Linked DNA regions of Homo sapiens: all the other regions are linked to region 2. Evidence: chromatin contacts called from ENCODE Hi-C or POLR2A ChIA-PET data. All regions are on one chromosome and are shown on one strand. The core of a region is the stretch at or near the end of the contact, and the rest is flanking DNA. Distances in the headings are between cores, read along the strand shown.

The links. A loop is a pair of places that touch in the nucleus more often than their neighbours do. ChIA-PET counts read pairs that join two places held with the same protein, here RNA polymerase II (POLR2A). Pooled maps may share reads with other maps.
Region 1: a loop to region 2 is called in a map of aorta, with 2.5 times the contacts of the local background. The contact joins two enhancer-like sites. A Hi-C loop is called at or near these places in 1 of 168 maps with a recorded cell type or tissue (aorta) and 2 of 50 pooled maps. POLR2A ChIA-PET finds 5 or more read pairs at or near these places in 1 of 52 experiments (A673).
Region 3: a loop to region 2 is called in a pooled map of ovary, with 2.5 times the contacts of the local background. The contact joins two enhancer-like sites. A Hi-C loop is called at or near these places in 4 of 50 pooled maps. POLR2A ChIA-PET finds 5 or more read pairs at or near these places in 2 of 52 experiments (IMR-90 and WTC11).

What each region holds. Positions count from the first base shown.
Region 1 is chr2:217,359,463-217,363,763 of GRCh38, reverse strand. The region is part of intron 8 of DIRC3 (disrupted in renal carcinoma 3); the gene reads left to right. Among named protein-coding and RNA genes, the nearest start is that of DIRC3-AS1, 79 kb to the right of the region's middle. Within about 2 kb of position 2,728, at least 15 of the 41 ENCODE cell types and tissues checked have a DNase peak (open chromatin) inside an H3K27ac peak, as active enhancers do.
Region 2 is chr2:216,971,724-216,976,281 of GRCh38, reverse strand. No RefSeq gene overlaps it. Among named protein-coding and RNA genes, the nearest start is that of TESHL, 100 kb to the right of the region's middle. Within about 2 kb of position 1,626, at least 7 of the 41 ENCODE cell types and tissues checked have a DNase peak (open chromatin) inside an H3K27ac peak, as active enhancers do.
Region 3 is chr2:217,247,303-217,251,973 of GRCh38, reverse strand. It overlaps the pseudogene RN7SKP43. Among named protein-coding and RNA genes, the nearest start is that of DIRC3-AS1, 33 kb to the left of the region's middle. Within about 2 kb of position 1,938, at least 9 of the 41 ENCODE cell types and tissues checked have a DNase peak (open chromatin) inside an H3K27ac peak, as active enhancers do.

The DNA.
Region 1 (4,301 bases), core at 1,479-3,978, 390 kb before region 2:
CAATCTCCCTCAGAAAGTCCAAGTGCTCATTTACAAGACTTCCTGTGGGAGGAAAGAAAAAGAACACTGAGAAGATGGTTCATTGCTCAATGCAGCCCCTGACAACAGATTCCCCCAGCTTCCCCTTTTTGCAGCCCATAAACTGTTCTGTAAAAATTAAAAAGCGTTGAATTTACAGGGCCTAAAAGGAGCCAGGAGGTAAAGAACCATCTCCAATCAATGGGTCAGGCATACTGATAAAGCAGGAATATGACGTCTTGCAAATTTCTGGCCAATAAAATACCTTCCTTGTCTTTCCAGATCCTTGACCTTCTCTTTCCCATGCAAAACTAAGTGGGGATAAGAATGAGAAGGGCAAGTAAAAAAAAAAAAAGCAATAAAACAAAGCAAAATATCCAGCATGCTCTGGGCTTATAGGGCCACAATTAGGTCATGAAGGCCTCTCTTCTGGAGCTTTTATTTCTCTGTAAATCCCTTGGCTATCTTTCTTGCCCCAGCATTTCCCTGTTTTCCATTTCAGGGAAGCTTGGGTTGATCAGTAACAAACATTGTTGCTAAAATTGTTCCAACTGCAATGGTCCTGTGGGAATTGAGGTGACTGGGTGTGTCCTGAGTGGTAGTGGAAGAGACATGGGGCAAGGCTGGGCTGTGTTGGCTTTGTGACTTTGGAAGGCAACCTTAACCTCTCTGAGCCTCAGCTTTCTCATCCCTGAAAGGAGGAGAGTAGAGCTGGAATGGAGCTTGAGATTTCTTGGTCTGATATTCTCTAATTCTTAAGCAAGTCTGGAATGCAGGGAAGAGATAGAGGGACTATCAGAGCAAGCATCACGGGACAATGGAAGGCGGAAGCTATCTAGACTCTGCAGCTTCGGCTCAACCTTCTGAGTCCCCAGCGTTATCTGCATCCTGTCCATTTACCTAAATTTGGCCAAGATTGCATTGACTTATGTTCGTATGGCTGATAATCCCTCCAACTCTTTGAGAAAGAGAAAGAGAGAGAGAGAGAGGGAGAGGCTGAAAATAACTAAACCTTGATTAAGTTAGAGGAATAACTATTATGAAGGTATCAAATACTAGGACAGACAGGATTATGATAATATTCCTTGGCTACTTGTTTGAGAATAAGTATCTTATCTGTAACTTAAGGATGTAGCCAGATACTCCCCTCAAAGAAATTTCCCATGTAGGCAATGAATTCAAATTGCCATCAATCCATTTGTGGTGACTTGTCTGTGTAGAGCTGGGGTGGAGTGAATACAGATGAGTTACTGTTGGGGTGATGAGTTACTGCAGGGTTATCTGCCAACCACTTGTATTTGGCAAGAGCAGATATGGAAGCCTCTGGACTTGGAGCACTGGAACCCAGAGAAAATTTCAGTTAAGCTGTTCGGTGGGCTCAAGTTGGAATTGAGAGATGCATGTTCAAGGTTCATCCAGCCCAAGATGTAGATGTAGAACAGGAATGGTTTCAAATGGTCTTTTCAGAAAAAGGAAATGTCAAGACAGCCCCCCAGGAATATACAGACTCCAGGCTGATGGGACAGTAAGAGGAGTATCTGAGCTAGATGCTAAGGCTGGTTTCCTCTGTTGAACTAGATAATCTCTGAGGTCCAGAAAATAGAAGTAGTTTATCTAAGGGCACACGACTGGTTAGTTGATGGGCTGGGATTCATACCTAAGTTCACTCATTCATCCATTCATTCATTAGCCAATGGCTACCAAATGTGGCCTGTTCTGGGCTGGATGTTGTGTGCTTCAGTCTACTGACACCCTGCCCAATTCTCTTCCTCACAAGTCATGACAATTTGATTTCTATTGAATGCACAGAATCAGCAAAGCCATACACTTCTTTCCTTGCCAAACCTTTCTTCTTTTTGTTAAGGTAATAAGGTGGGGAAAAAAAGCATAGAGGATAGACGTTTTTAATTTGAAATGAGAGTAGTGGTCATGAGTTTTTGAATAAGGCCTCTATAAGTATTCTATAACTATCCCCAAAATAGCCAGAGTTGCTTCAGCCAGGCCCACTCCATCAACAAAGGAGTCTGAGGTGCTTGCCAGGGAGTGGGAGCCTCTCAGAGCTGGAGGGATAGACTCAGAGAGGATGTGCAAATCTGAGTTCTGGAGAAGTATCTCAGAAAGAATCAACTTTTGCACTAATGCCTGGCAAGTGAAAGCTGTTCTATAAATAATATCTCTTTCCTCTTTGGTACAGCTTTTAGTTTAGTCGTTATATATTTTCTTTTTCTTACTCAGTTGCTCCCTTGGTTGTATATGATTTCTGCACCCAAAATGAACTTTTGAGGTTTTAATATATACATAGGGGTGTATCTGTGTCAGTGAGGGGAGATGTTGTAGCCTTGTTTTTAGAGTAGCTGGGGCTGGACGAGGTCAGCTGAATTTTTGAGAGTTCAGGTCAAGGCCCTCCAACTGGCAGGGAGCAGTCACACCCTCCAGGCTCCCCAGCCAAGTGCATGCTCCTCTGAAAGTCACTGAGCTGAAGATAAACATGGAGCCCATAATAGCTTTTTCACTTGATCTCCTTTATTACATGTTCCACACTTTAAATTCCTTTGCTACACTCCTGTATTCTTTTGGATCTTTCAGAACAAACATTGAAGTAGGCAAAAAAAAAAAAAAAAAGAAGCAAACTGCCCTCTTCCCTCCACCCTTCCCATCCTTTCTAAGTGAGTCACTTCGACTGGGACAATTAATCTTAATCAGGACGGTATGACAGCAGAAAAAAAGACATCCGCAGTGAAGCACTTTGGTGCCAAAGATTGGTGAGGCAACCAGTTCCTTCCTCTAGGCTGTGAAGGGGGCAATGTAGAAATGATTTGGTTGTTTTAAAAATAGCATGTCACAAAATCAGAGCTGCCTGTATCTTCAGGGTGGGCAGCAGGGATGGGGTGGTGTAATGCCTGTGCTAACCACTGAGTGTAAGCAGGCACTTTAAATATTGTTGGCTGGAAGGTCATACAGGCCACCAAGGCCCCAATGATCAACTCCACCTTCTCCAGGGGACATTGAGGACAAATAATTCCTCGTATTTGCCCTGGTGTTTTTCTCCATAAAACTCAGAGCTTCCATGCTAGTATCCTTAACCATTATCCTCATTTTCTGACAGGTGCAATTACTCATCTCCTGTCCTCTGCCCATCTCCTGTTTTGTTTTTCTCTGCATGGGTCATACTTTCCAATAAGCCATGGCTACACCTGGTACCCTAGAAAGGTTTTAGTCAACGAAGTGTACCTATTGCAGACAGACTCAGCAAGTCCTGGAATGACCAGGAGGAACCACTTCATCCCCTTATGAATGCAGTCTCATCTTTTCATTTGCAATTAGCTGATCGAGTCCTCATTAGCAGGAGGACTAGTGTTACTCTTTTGAGGTCCAAGAACTGCCGGGACACAGTCCAAAGTGCACAGTCCTGCTTCCAAATACAGGGCTGAGAGGGAACAAGAGCTTCTGAGCTGCCCAATTATGGGTGAGTATTGTTTCAGTTCCTTCTGCAGGTGCCTTTGTTAAAAACTGCCCTAAAGCAGACTGATGGATGCCTCTCCACTGCCATGGTCATGTCCTTGTTGGCCTGGATACAGGCATAGACCACAGTGGTTTCAAGGCTGCACATAGGTATCAAGGTTCCAACCCTAATGAAACAAGATGCAAAAAAGACTGAATCAGAGTTGGTGGGGTAGTGATAAAAGGAACTCGCAGTCATTCGGGGTGAGTTCTGCCCGCCCCTGGGAGAATGGTCTCCTTTCCTTCCAGCAGACTTCGGTTGGGACCATCCCAGTCCTCCTACAGTTCTAATAAGGTCTCTCTTGAGACGGTTCTTTAGCCCCATTGTGAATTTGCCTTTCTCCTTTGCAAATATTGTGAAAAGTAACAGGCCATCAGTTTCTTTACCTCTAAGGGAATTCTCTCCTCTTATTTTCCCTATGTTCTGCTCCCTGGTGTCTGGCTGCCTTCGGTTCTATATAAGGAGTCTGACCTAATAATTTTCTATATTCTGCCTCATTGTGCACACTATTGTACTGGCATAAGAAGGAAGCTATCCTTTGGTTTGAATTGTGCTCTGGTACATCCAACAGACTAACCAGTTATCGGCTTGAGAACAGAAGTCATAATGTAAGAACACATTCCCCTCCCATCCCTCCATATTGTGTGTGTCAGTTTAGGGTCTTCAGGTCCCTGTTGACACTACATTTTCCAAAACCTCTTGTCATTCATTCATGCCACAGACCATATTGAGCACTAACATTATGCTAGATTATAATGCAGATAAAGAAACTCACAATAAT
Region 2 (4,558 bases), core at 377-2,876:
AATACAGAATTAACCGCGCAAGGTGGCACATGCCTGTAACCCCAGCTACTCGGGAGGCTGAATCACTTGAACCCGGGAGGCGGAGGTTGCCACAAGCCGAGAGTGCCGTGAGCACTCCAGCCTGGACAACAAGAGGGAAAATCCATCTATTTAAAACAAAAAACAAACAAAAAAAAAACAGACAAACAAACAAAAAAAAAGCAGTGGAAAAGAGGCGTCATCTGTCCAAGCTTTAAAGTTATCTTCAAAATTCAGGGTAGATGTTTCTATGCCCTACTCAGCTGACACAGCTCAGACAGAGGTTTGATTTGATCAATCCTATTTGAAATTTGGACCTTCTCCTGTCCACCAAGAATGTAAGTTGTGTATCATCTTTCCTGGAAGTCTTTCAAAAGTGGTGAGACCTCTAGTTTCCTGGGTTATGCTGAGAGGGGGATTAAGCATCTGGACTTCTGAGAGACCTGCCTGTGTGAGGAGCCTGAAGGGAGACTGCAAGACCATCACCCTTCCCATCCGCCTAGAGCCTTTGCTAAACTGGAGAAGGGGTGTAATATTCTGAGTTTAAGAAAGCAGACTTTCTTTTTTAAAAAAAAGCCCCCACTTTTCCATGGCACAGGGTGCATTTGGGGTCTAGACCAGATTGAATATTATCCCCCAAAATCTATATCCACCTAGAACCTGTAACTGTGACCTTATGGAGAAACAGGGGTTTTATAGATGTAATCAAGTCAGGATGAGGCCATACTCTATTAAGGTGGGCGTTAAATCCAATATGGCTGGTATCCTTATAAGAGGGAACTTCAGACAGAGAGATGCAGACACACAGGAGAGACATCCATGTGAAGACAGAGGCAGAGACTGGAGTGATGCAGCTATGAGCCAAGAACACTGAGGATGCCAGCAGCCATGAGAAGCTGGAAGAGACAAGGAAGGATCCTCCCCTGGAGCCTTCAGACAGAGGATGGCTCTGGCAACACCTTTTGATTTTACAGTTCTGACCTCCAGAATTGGGAGAGCATAACTTCTGTTGTTTTAAGCCACTCGGTTTGTGGTACTTTGTTATGGCAGCCCCAGAAAACTAATACAGCTTCTGATGTCTCTGTGTGGGCTGTACTAAGACAGGGGGCATTGAGACTTGCCTGGCCGTTGTCTGTGGACAGCATCCTGGCAGCACCTAAGTCAAGATCCCTGAGGCCCACCGAGCCATCGTTCTGCTCTGGGTCGCCCCTCATGGCCTCACCCCCTACTGTCTTGCCTTTCATTAAACATGCCCTTGTGAGCAATTGCCTGATTTTATGTCTGTTGCCTTTTAGCGCTGTGTTTTATTTTGGTTTCACATAAATATAGAAGCCCATTTGGAGAGAAGCCTGCCTTGGCAAGGAGGCTTTTGGCAGTTCTGACAGCTCTGCATATCTCTCAAATGAGTTATGAGTGGATGGGGACTGGGAACTGGGGTCTGGGCCTCAGCCACCGCGCCCCTGAGCCCCCACGGTCCTCCCAAAGAAAGCGACCCAACAATTCCCCCATCTTCCTTTCTTTTCCAGGAACAGATAGCCACTTGGCCAGAGCATGACGAAGGAGAGGCTGTCATACACATCCCCCTAAGCTCCCTACTCCTCACAAAATATTTCTTAGATGGTGGTGCAGAGTGTTCAAGCTGCTGTTCTTTGTTCATCAGAAGAGTTCTGAGAAATCTGGCACAGCCTGGTTTGGGGCTACTGGTTCATGGCTAGAAGAGAGGCACATGCCAGACACGTGCTGAGAAATTTTCCCAGGAGACTTGAGAGACTACAGGTGAATGCAGGGGAGGGTCCCAGGCAGATGCCTGAACCAGCAGAGCAGGCCTGGCCCACAGAGATACTGACAGAGTCTCCAGTTCTTAGTGGAGTATTTTTAATCTCCCCACAATGGCTGCTATGCTCTCACTCTCCCAGGAACCCAGAAAATTGCTTCTTCTATAAGTAATAAATAAGGCTGGGAAATGCTGGCACTCCAGGCAAGCAGCAGGGCTGGAAAGAACCTGGGGATCCCTGAGGGCCAGTGGTCTCCAAACCAGGGCATGTGCACTTTAGGAATTGAGCAAGACAAGCCACTGGGGTGTGGGAAGGAAACATTAAAACTTCCAGCTATATTTATTTTGTTCTTAAAGGTAAAAATGAGTTTTACTAATAGTTAACACAAGGATAGAGAGTAGTAAGTCTACATGATTTATCAAAATGCTTGTATTGGGTATGAGCCTCTTAATATTAATTTTGGTTAATTTTGCATCCTAATTGTTAAAACTTGTAGAGTCCACCCTTCTAGTCCAGAGGTTTTCAAAAGGTGTGCTGGGCAGCAGAAGGGAGAGGAAGTCCTGAGTAAGTGAGTGGTCTATTTATTCCCTTCTGGGCCTTATCAGTCAATTCAGCTCTGCCTCTATATGTCCTGTATCCTGAACTTCTGCATTATGATTTGTTTGATGAAAGGGTTCTACTGTTTAAAAAGTTGAACAAAATGACTGAACTATTTCAGCTCCCTTACTTTTCAGATGGGAAAACGAAGGCCCAGAGGAAAAGGGATTGCCCCAAGTCACACAAGTCATTAGAGCCAAGACTAAGTCTACAACCACCTTTCCTGACTCCTCATTCATTGTTTTCTGACTGAATCATGTGTTCTTCACAGCATGCACCCTGTTTGAGTGTCCATACATAACCTGAATAAATCAGAGGGAAAGGGGATGGGTGAGGTGGAGTCTCTCTTCCAGCAACAATCTGGAATCCCAAAAGGGGGCCTTGGCCTCTATGACTGTTCAAATGTAATCTTGCTGCCTGCCGAAGACACCTCCTGAGAGATAAGGCAACATGGTGCCCTGTGCTCAACGCCCATGCTAACAGTCTGGACCACTCAGTCAATCCCTATGCCATTCTACATTGTTTCTCACAGGTGAGGCTGGGTCTCATGTTCCTGGATCCCTGGGATATGAGGGGACACAAATCAGTAACTCCTCAGAGGCCTTCCTCATTGATATGCTCATTTTAAACAGGGAAAATAGCCCTCGCCTTTCTGATTTTAGGCTCCAGTAGTCACATGAAGTAATTTGTTTCCTTTTACAGCCATCAAATCACATACGTTGATCCCTTCTCCCACTCTCTGGCCTGTCATGCACTTGTTGCTACCAGCCCACTGCTCTCAAGCACTTCCAAACCCTTTATGCTTCCAGGGAGTTTCGTAACAGCAAGGCTTTAGGGGGAATAAAAAGAACTGGAAAACAGGTTATCTGCCTTTAAAAAAATGTATTTTACAGATTAAAATAAAACAAACAATAGCAGCAGAAAGAGAACATGAAAAATATAACTAGCAATGTAGAGCATGATATTGCTAACGAGTGAGTGCTATAGGAGTTGAGAATTCTCTCCTTCACATCAAACTCCTCGAGCGTAGAAAATGTGTCTTAAATCTATCTACCTAGTCCTTGGCAAATAGTGGATGCTTAATAAGTATGTTCATCCAATGAGTATTAATTCAGCAAATAAATAAATGAATAAATGGGCTGTTAAACAAATGAACATATCAGTGGGAAGAGAAGGGAGCTCATCTTGAGTGATCCAGGAAACTTCATTGTACAGAAAGGCTTTAAAGTATGTCTAAGATCAGAAGAAAAGAAGAGAACATGTTTCAGGTGGTGAAAAAGAACGGAGGCAGAAGGTTATGGAACAAGAGAACTACTCTGCTATTGTTGGGTGCTAGTAGATTTGAAAGTTAAATAGTAGGGCCAGATTGGTAGTCTGAAATGAAAAACTTAGAAGCATGTTTTTTCCTGCAAATCTAAATTACCACAAGTCAGTAAACAAGAGAAACGTATAACAACAGCAGTGTTTTAGGGAAGGTGAGGGCAGTGATGTGAAGAGGGCAGTGATGTGAAGAGTGCACTAGAGAACGGAGGAAGAGATGATGCATCTTCTTCCTTATAAATCCTCTCCCTCCACTAGAGTGTTTTCTCCCTGGTCTTCAGGCTGACTCTAGTCCAAGGTCCAAGGTAAGCCAAGAAGTGCAGTGCTTAAAGCAATGTCCTCTTTCTCTACCACCTGTCCATGGACCATCTTCCTTTTCCCTGTGTTTCCTGTATGGTTCAGTATGATACAGTGGCTAGATCTTCCCACTAAAACTGATCAATTCAATTTTTAAAACAGCCAAATTAGCTAAAAATGCTAGGTTTTTTTCAACTGACTTGCCTTGCCTTCCAATCAAATCAGCTCCAACAATTGGCCGTGGCTAATGCTAGTTGGTATAAGCTGTCCCCACTGCCTCTTCTTCATTCCTTCTGCCTCCGGTGCCATTGTCCAGCTCTGCTTCCATCTTTGCTTGCTTCCCTCTGTTGCTGTACACCTCCCTATCTCCTCTCTTTTGCTCAGAATTATGCCTTGTTTTTAGAATAGGGCTGTGATATGCGTGTTGTGCAACAGCAAGGCCATGTTCCTTAATCCAGCAATCTCACATTCCTCCTGGGAGTCCTTTTGGATATGTCAAAAAATTCTGGTCCAGAAACATGAATTATAACCCCTGTTTTCTCAAGGCCTTT
Region 3 (4,671 bases), core at 689-3,188, 280 kb before region 2:
TGTGGTATTAGGACACAATGTAAAAAATGCATTTATTATATGCTATTTTAGTTGCTTCTCTCTTAGTATAAATCCAATCTTATTTAGGTTACAAGATTCTAGAAGGCAGGCCTTATATGCTCTGTATTCCACGTAGTGGAAATACTTCTAATTCTGTAAATGATTTCTTAAAAGTCATACTGAGCCAAACACTGTGGAAAGTGGTAGATATTATGGCCTCTGCGCTAAAGGACTTTACAGAGACTGGCCCTTCTCCGTCTTGGAAGATTGTCCTTTTTGACCTTGAGGGAAGCTCCAGAGACGGCCTATGGCATGGTGAGGACAAAGAGGGCAGTCATAGCAGCTGGCCAGGCCATCAGGGAATCCACCTTGCAATCAACAAGGTGACACAAGTCCCATTCAAATTATCCTCACAACCTTTTAGTTTTCTAGCCCTGGAGCTCTCTTCATCTGTCATACTTGGTTTTGACTACATAGTAACTGCCACAAGAATGGGAAATAGTAAAAAGAGATGGACCTCAGAATCAAAAGTGATTGAATTCAAATTTAATTCGGCCTAAATATAGCTAATGAAATGTAGTCACTAATTTTGCAAGGTTGACCAGTCTCATATAGTCCTAATATAAATACAGGAGAGTTGTTTGGATCAGGGGATTGTGTTGCCCTGATCATTTCCTTGGCTTTCTCCCTTCCCTCACTGGCTGCTTCCTCACTGCAGATTTGCCCAACATACATGCATAGACACCACACAGAGGATACCCTTTCTTTCTCCCACTTGTCAGCTAAACCTTCTCCCTTTCCCTGAAGTGATTCTCTACCATCACCATCTCTCAAAAATCATGCTAAGTTGCAACAATTGTTTTTATTTTGTTCCCATAAATGAGATATTAACAGTTCAGGTCTCTAAGGTCTTTCATTTCAATCAATAATACATATTCCTGAAATTCTAAATATAAGTGGCCTCTGACTTTACATTTCTCAAGTCTTAGACAAGTATGCATGCAGTCTATAAACAGACTATGTGTGTGTATGTGTCAGAGAGACTACACGTGTGTATGCATATTATATACATGTATGTATTGAGAGACAATGACACATATGATCAGTCAAGAGTAGAAATATATTTTCTTCTACTCCTTCACTCTCCCACCACTTTTGTCTCTGGGACAAAAGCTTTGCCTCCATCCCCGCTTGCTCACATCCACCCCTCCCTTCTTTCACTCTGACTTCTAACCGTTTTTCTCCCCATTAACGCCCCCCACCTTCATTTTAAACCCAGTTTTATCTGGATCCTCTCAAGGAATTGCACTGTGATAGTCAGTGCAGAGACCCAGCCTCCAGGCTAAACTCTGGTGTGTCATTTAGTTACTAAGGACATTAATCTTCCTCCTTAGTTCTCTCTTAAGGATTATTTAAATTGGGCAGATTGAGAATCCATCTATTTCTTTAAAGTCCAGTCCATGAATAGCTGTTAACACAATGCTAGAGTTTAAGGCATTAAGCATGTACCTGCAAGTACTTTGCAGTTCTTCATTTCCTTCCCTCTGGGAGTGCTTTCCAGTAGACAGGGGGAGGGGAGGGAGCAGAGCCTAAGTAAGCTGATTTATCTGGAAAAGCACTCCTCTCCATCTTTGCCATTTTAATAAAGCTTAGCTTGGGGAAAGATTTGGAGGCCTTCAGGAGCAGGTCCGTTAAAACAATTGAGGAGTGTGTGAAACACAGCTCAGGCTCTGCATCCCAGTCTTCAAACTGACGTCACCTCATAAATCCACAGGCACAGCCTGGACCCATCAGCGAGCTGCTTTTTCAGGAGATTAATTATTTGTTCAGACAGGGGTCAGGTGGAGGGTCTTTGAAAGATTCCTTCAGTGTTTTGCCCCACCCCCCTCTCATGGGGGTGAAAAATGGAACTCTCTGTACAGCCAAGATGTAGAAAGAACACTGCGTGCAGAATCAGAAGGGACGTGTGCAGCGTTTGACCCACACTGCCCAATTAAGACAAGAGGGGACTGAGGGGCCAGAGAAGTGAAGGGGCTGTGCATTGGCTCTCCTTACCTTGCTGTCCTAAGGTTATAGGTTTCCAATTTGTCCCCAGGGCAGACTTCAGTAAGGCTGAAAATGCAATAAATTGAGAAAGGCATGGCGTTAGGGGAAGCCATCTGACAGAAGGACATTTGGACAGTGTCTGCAATCCAAGGGGGTCATGGAGGCTCTGGGAGGCCTCACTGTCAGCCCTGGAGCAGAGGTTTCTTTCCAGGAAGTGCCGGGCTTTGCACATCAACCACCTGGATATGTCTCTGGGGAATCACTTAGACACACTCAAGAACAGCAATCACTTAACAAAAAGCAGAAGAGAGGGAAAAAGGCTGAGGTGCAGCAGTTGTCAAATGCATGAGAGTTTCCAGAAGGAAGATTGCAAAGGCTCTGTACTCTCAGGGCAAGATAATGGGAAGGGAGATTTTCTGAGAAAGGGGGTAGGGATTGATTAAACTGGAGTTAGTCAGAAAGGTACTCAAATTTTGTTCACCCATTTTAGGAAAGTTTTAAACAGTGGTTTGTTAGTAAATGGTTAAAAACTGTTCGTGGCGGAGGTGGGAGGTCGGTGGGGTGGCTGTTCTACTTATCATCTGCTGATTTCTGTGGTGTAAATACTCCCTTTGACCCTGATTTCAAGCACCAATGTGAGGTCACTGAATGTGGAGTTGGGAAGAGATGGGAAAAATAGGCTCTTCTGAGCTGGTGCAAGCTGGCTCCAGCTCACCCCTGGTTGTAATAAATATGCTAACAGGGTTCCTAAAGAATGTTCTCAATTCTCGTGCCCTAAGAGGCTACATGGTCCAGCTAAAGGTGCTGGAAGCCAGTCCTAGTGTCAATTTCTTCCTGCCATCCAATCCCAGCTATCAGTTGACAATTTGTGCACTTTTCTCTATTTCCATAAAAAGTTGAAATATTAAACAGTGCAAAATAAAGAAGTCTTGTTATCCCCTGCAATTACAAATGTATAAAATTTGACATCCTCAATTCTCATCATCATTTCTCTAATAGTTCTTGTCTTTGATAAGGCACAGGATTGGGTTGTGTTGTCAGTGAGCAAAAAGAGGAACTGCAGACTGCAACTGTTGGAACTGCAACTAGTGTGCGGTCCCCTATTTGAAGACATGGAAAGAGAAAGCCTAGCTCTTCTTTCAGCTACAGGGCCTGATCTGCGCAGCCTGATGGGAATCAGAGAGTTCTGGAACGCAGCTCCTTTCATAGCCCTTGGCTCCTCTGCACGCCCCAAATAAACACAGATTGTCAGTAGTGGTTTCAGATGAATACCCCTGCAAATGCTGGCATAGCAGGCTGGGGCAGCCACGGGTCTTACCCTCCAGGGAGGGAGCCCGGAGCAGGACTGCCACGCAGAGATGCAGTTGAAGAGGGGAAGGGGAGGGGGTCTATGAAAGCCAATGGCAGAGCCCTGTGGTTTGGCAGTTGGCCTGGGAGCCCTGGAGCCTTCTGGGAAAAAGCCAGGAGGGGAGGACAGAGTGAGGGAGAAGGGGTGGGGGAACTGCTTCTCAGGGTTGGGCTGGCTGCTGCGCCTGTCAGGGCCAGAATTGTCGGCTCTCTTCTGGAGTGACTTACTACATACAGAGAGGAGGAAAATGAACTAAGGTGCACTGGGCAAGTCACAGCCAGGATTTCCCTCCAATCTCACAATAGGGCTATGAGGCAGATTTTCATCACCATTTCTCAAATGGGGAAACTGAGGCCCCACAGGTAAGAGGATTGGCCTGTGCCACACTAATATTAATGGCTAAAGGTGAGATTTGATTTCACCCTTTCTGCACCCAAGGCCCTGATCTCCCCTTGGTTTTATGCTCCTTTTTGGCACCTCTACATCAAACCCTTTGGCTCCACCAGCCAATCTAGTGTGACACTTATTTGTCTGATTTTAGTTTGTTTCACCGTTTTGTAAACAGGTCCCTTGGTTGTTGAAGGGGCTGTCCAGGCTGACTGTGGTGGCCCCCTGTGAGGACAAGGGAAGGGACTCTTGGCCTCCAGCTTGTCTGTGTGGCCAGGATCGATGTGCTCCTGGAATCCACACCAGAGAATCTTAGCTGTGTCGGCACAGCCAGGACGTAAGTGCCATCCTCCTGCCAGAAGATTGTTAATAACACCAACAATTTCTTCGACTTCTGGCTGTGGATACCAGCAGCCTGTGTTAAGTCAACTGTGTGTCCTCACTAGCATGTTGGCGCGGGTCAGCTGCTCAGTCATAAATCCAGACATGTCTATCTATCTGTCCATCAGTCCTTGTGGCCACACTGCCCTTCAGATCTTTCCTGCACAAACATGAAACTTAACACGAACTCCTCACAAGGGCACTCAGCCCTTGGCTTTCACTTGGAATAAACAGGCAGGTCTCTAGATGCAAACACCCTGCCCAAAGTGAAACGCAGCCAGCACGGCCACCTGCTCCCTCCCCTCTTGCACTCCTCACACTTTCTGGGTCCCTCCCCACTGCCATTTTGTTATTCTCTATTCAAATGTCAAACACTAAAGTTCCTAGTTGTTTTAATAACTTCTGCTGAATTTCTACAGTTTTAATAAAGTATTCTGTTTCCATTATTGATAAGATGATGGCTTTCCTGGCTGGGAGAGTCAGTAAGAGATTTTTCTCTCACTTGAGCA